Regions from separate parts of the Mus musculus genome. Here region 2 is linked to region 1. The links are chromatin loops, found by intact Hi-C in ENCODE. Cell type or tissue: gastrocnemius. All regions are shown on one strand.

The links. Hi-C counts contacts between places; a loop is a spot of excess contacts. Peaks named below come from ENCODE experiments on the same cell type or tissue, not always from the same donor. Only the 100,000 strongest peaks of a DNase experiment are listed, where the experiment ranks them.
Region 2: it touches region 1 in a loop (3-fold over the local background); 7 of 42 quality-filtered maps call a loop at or near these places.

What each region holds. Positions count from the first base shown.
Region 1 is chr3:86,327,306-86,329,805 of GRCm38, forward strand. It overlaps Lrba (LPS-responsive beige-like anchor), which reads left to right. Exons shown (of 57, transcript NM_030695.2): 21 at 294-417; 22 at 859-1,051. Among named protein-coding and RNA genes, the nearest start is that of Gm40083, 34 kb to the right of the region's middle. In gastrocnemius, a CTCF peak has its summit at 1,377 (motif pointing right); DNase peaks (open chromatin) are centred at 1,411 and 1,581.
Region 2 is chr3:86,808,137-86,810,636 of GRCm38, forward strand. The region is part of intron 8 of Dclk2 (doublecortin-like kinase 2); the gene reads right to left. Among named protein-coding and RNA genes, the nearest start is that of Gm46810, 21 kb to the right of the region's middle. In gastrocnemius, a CTCF peak has its summit at 120 (motif pointing left); DNase peaks (open chromatin) are centred at 138 and 1,281.

The sequences.
Region 1 (2,500 bases):
GTAACTGGCTGGGTGTAGCTCAGGCACCTGCTTCACCATGTCAAGGTCATTTGTTGGAGGGGAGACAATCAGCTTGACATTAAGTCATTGTCCTGTTGAACAAATATTGGCTCCTTTCTATAAACTTACAACTTCTCTAAAATAAGTGTTAAGTCAGCATGTTTCCCCAAGTTTTACAAGATGTTTTTAGTAGACATTTATAAAGGAAAGCTCAAGAAATCATTTATATTAATCTACCTTCATGAATTTTTTTGTTGTGTTTGGTTTTTACTTATTTATGAACTGTCTTACAGAGATACTAAAAGTAATTGCGACCCTACTTCGAAATTCTCCCCAGTGCCCAGAGAGCATGGAGGTTCGCCGAGCATTTCTTTCTGACATGATTAAACTTTTTAATAACAGTAGAGAAAACAGGAGGTAAGCTGGAACAGAAAGCAGCTATTTACAGTATTCATGTCGACTTTTGGGTGATTCCAGTTTGTCTTAGAAAAATTCCTCTTTATAAGTGTGAGGAAATAACACACAAGAGCTAGAATTTTTATTACCACATTGTTAAAACTGCTTTGGATGTATTATAGATAACTATGGCTTGGGTCCAGCCCCCAGCCCCACATTGGGAATAGGGTTTCACACAAGCCCTACCTGTCCTTCTGTAGAACAGGCTGGCCTGGAACTTATAGACCAACCTGCCTTTGTCTTGTGAGTGCTGGGATTGAAGGCATGTACTAACAAGCCTGGCCTGGTTTGTCCCTCTTCCCCACCTCCCCCATCTTTCTTTTTACAGACAATTAGTCTGTAGAATTCTCTGGTGATTTTATATTTTGTAGTAATTCAATATTTTTTAAAAAATATTTTCAGGAGCTTGCTGCAGTGCTCTGTGTGGCAAGAATGGATGCTTTCTCTCTGCTATTTTAATCCTAAGAATTCAGATGAGCAAAAGATAACAGAGATGGTGTACGCCATATTCAGAATTCTGCTTTACCATGCAGTCAAATACGAGTGGGGTGGCTGGCGAGTGTGGGTAGACACCTTATCCATCACACATTCAAAGGTAAGCTGCCTTATGAAAGTGTATGATGTTTTAAGTAACTGTAATTTTGAATTTTACTCATGTAAAATATTAATATGCTTGAAATAAAGGAAAAAGGCAAGTTATTTTCTGAAAATAAATGAAGTAAAACCAAAGGCATTAATAAAAATATTCCTTACTTATATAGATCTGAAACAATTATTTTCCAGTGTAAGTATTATATGTGTTTAAGTAAAATTGAACATCATGGAATAATATATAGAAATTTAGATATTTATGTATGCCTTACTCAGATTCTTTTTTTCTGAATTTTTATTGTTGTTAGGAAGTTTTGAACACAAGGTGGCGCACCATGTTCAAAGATGGGAGGTTTTTGTTTTTGTTTTTTGTTTCCCTCTTGTAAATAATATAAAGTTGAATAAAAAGAAAAGTTCTGGCTCATATTTGCACTTTGCTTAGTCAAAATCAGGTAAAAAAAATTGGTTTCAAAGAAAATCTCACCTATTTTCCTGTTTTTAACTCAGTGTGTATGTGACCCAGGATGGCCATGAGCTTAGTAATCTTGTCAGTAGTGACCTGGGGCTTGTGAGCCTCCTGCCCCTACCTTCTAAGGTTGAGCGGTCGGCTTCTTCACTTTCACTTCTTCCAGCCTGTTCTTTGCTTTTTTAGCTTAAAAATTTATAATGAAATATTAGAGACACTGAAAGATACAAAGAACAAGGGGCCTAATACTTAGCATTTATGAAATTAAATACCCGTTCTCAAATGTTTTGTCTGTATCCTTCATAGCTCCTACTCCCATTCCCTACTAACATACTTCAATGTTACTATTTATGTATCTTCTTTATACTCTTAGTGAAGTATATACCATATATAGTTTTTTTTGTTTAGCTAGCTCAAGTTATTGAGCCTAGTGCAGTCTATATGCTAGGCATTCTCTCTTGGGTCTTACTGTCAAACCTTTACATCTCTTTTTTTTTTTTTTTTTTTTTTTTTTCCATTTTTTATTAGGTATTTAGCTCATTTACATTTCCAATGCTATACCAAAAGTCCCCCTTACCCACCCACCCCCACTCCCCTACCCACCCACTCCCCCCCTTTGGCCCTGGTGTTCCCCTGTACCGGGGCACACAAAGTCTGCGTGTCCAATGGGCCTCTCTTTCCAGTGATGGCCGACTAGGCCATCTTTTGATACATATGCAGCTAGAGTCAAGAGCTCAGGGGTACTGGTTAGTTCATAATGTTGTTCCACCTATAGGGTTGAAGATCCCTTTAGCTCCTTGGGTACTTTCTCTAGCTCCTCCATTGGGAGCCCTGTGATCCATCCATTAGCTGACTGTGAGCATCCACTTCTGTGTTTGCTAGGCCCCGGCATAGTCTCACAAGAGACAGCTACATCTGGGTCCTTTCGATAAAATCTTGCTAGTATATGCAATGGTGTCAGCGTTTGGATGCTGATTATGGGGTGGA
Region 2 (2,500 bases), 480 kb after region 1:
TATGTAAGGGGGCTCTGTTCTCCTTTCAGGAAAGAGGACTTGGGCTTCTTGAATGCTGTAGACTCAACACTTCCAAGTCTCTCAAAGCCTAACAAGCCTGGGAAGTCAGGGACAGCGCCCCCTGCTGAGCATAGCACAAAGCAGCAGCCAGCACACTGGGACCCAGTCCAGGGAAGCGGCTGTACAGCCAGCCATGGTGGCCACACAGAGAAGACACAGTAAACCCTCCACACACATTCACGCCATGTGAGTCAGATGTAAAAGCAGCGATGAGAATTTGTCTCACTCGACAAGAGCAGTCACCACCACTAGAGTAAAACAGGCTTATTTTAAAACTAACTAGATTATGGTTTCCAGCCTCAATGCCATATTCTGCCTGCCCATTTTCTGCAGTGTTAAGAGTCTATAAAGTTATTTTCAGGTAAGTTTTGGATGCTAATGAATAAGTGTGACGCAGTCGGTGTCAGCAGCATAACAAAAGCTCTTTGTATGGAGTTAAAATATGCTGTCTACGCTATCCAGAGACCCTTCCCCAAATTATTATTATTTTCAACAAAAGGCACTCAAAACATCTGTGGACCCACTGTGGGACCCCTCTTGGCAGGGTTAGAAAGCTACCAGCGGTGTCAAGTTCAAACATCAAGCAAATACGGGGACAACAGCCTCCACATAAGCTACATGTGAATGTACTGGCCCGCTCCTGAAAACAGTCCCATCTAAGCAGAGAGGAAATGTTCCTGTTGGGACCCAGAAGCTGCTCCTAGGTTTTTCCACACACTCTCTCTATGCCTGACTATAAGAAATGATCCTTTTAAAACAATGGCTCCCAACCTGTAGGGCACAACCCCCTTGGGGGTTGCCTGAGATCATTGAAAACACAGGTATTTATATTATAATTCATAACAGTAGAAATTACAATATCAAGTAGCAATAAAAATAATTGTATGGATGGGGGTCACCACAACACAAGGAACTGTGTTAGAGTCGCAGCACTAGGAAGGTTGAGAGCCACTGTTTTCAAACTAGTTACATGAAAAGCCAAACAGCAGCACTAATATAAAGGCTACACAATTGCTTTCCAGAAGTCCTGCGCAGCCTACAGCCGCTTTTACTCTACTGTGTACAAATACTCCGCCGAATGTATTTATCAAACTCTCTCTGTGTAGAGTGTGAGCAGCATCTGAACCCAGCGGAAGTGACTCCACCTTCCCGTGAAGAAAACCTCCCTGCTCCATCAAGGCTGAGCTGGTTGACTCTCTCCTCGGCTGGCCGCCACCATCTGTTCTCTCACACGTAGAAAAATCATAGCTCTCCTCCTACTGTAGTCTGTTGGTGGGCTGCTCTGCCTCACTTTCCAGCAAAGAGCAACACACACACACACACACACACACACACACACACACACACACACACCACACACACACACACCACACACACACACACATGCATGCATGCATGCACATGCACATTCACGTGCACACACGAACATGCACACACTCCCTACCAATGGCTTCCCTGCTGGTAGCTAGACTGCTGAGGATGAGACAGCAAGCAAGACAGTGTGTTCAAGTCACTTTGTGTGATTTCTGACATAGTTACCCAAACGCATCAGGTCCTGATCCCCAGACTTTGTAAATATTACCTTATTAGGAAAAGGAGATAGAGCAATACAGGGACAGCCAGCCTTCTATTAACAGACTAGCCCAAATGAATCACAGCAGCCTTCTAGAGAGGCAAGGGAATTCACAGGGATGTAAGAGCAGCAATGAAAGCCCAGAAGAGAAACCGGGAAGCTGGAGAGAGACTGCAGTGATGTGGCTGTAGCCTAAGGCTGCCAATCACCAGGAAGTGTGCTCAGAGCCAGAAGCCCCAGACAAAGTGTAGATTTCCATGTCCAAAGCCAGACCTGTGAGAGGATAATTTTTGTTGATTTAAGCTGTGTGGTAATTTACTCCAACAGGTCAAAGCTACTACAATATACTTTCAGGTTTGTGTCCTGTGTGGGCCCATAACAAGCACATAATGAATACAAACTTGGAAGGTGAAAAGGACAGCTGGGGGTTTCTTTACTGTGGAGAGTCAGTCAATATTCATTTGGAATGAGGGATCTAAGGACAGAACAGGAAGAATCCTAACCCAATACCACAGCCTCCTCAGCAACCTCTGTTAACGTGGCCGTAAGGCAGAGCTAAGTCTGGGCCTTTGCTCACTCTGTCTGGCCACCTGGCAGGGTTTTTTCCTACCAAAATCCTGCCACGGTTCAAGGACCAGCTCAAATGTTTCTTCTGTATATGAGTGTGTGTGTGTGAGTGTGTGTGTCTGTGTGTGTGTGTGTGTCTGTGTGTGTGTGTGTGTGTGTGTGTCTGTGTGTGTCTGTGTGTGTGTGTCTGTGTGTGATGGAGGGGTCAGAGAACAACCTCAGGAATCACCATCTTCACCCTGTTGGAGAACAAAGGCCCTTAGCTGTTTTCTGCCGTGTATGCCAGGCTAGACGACCATG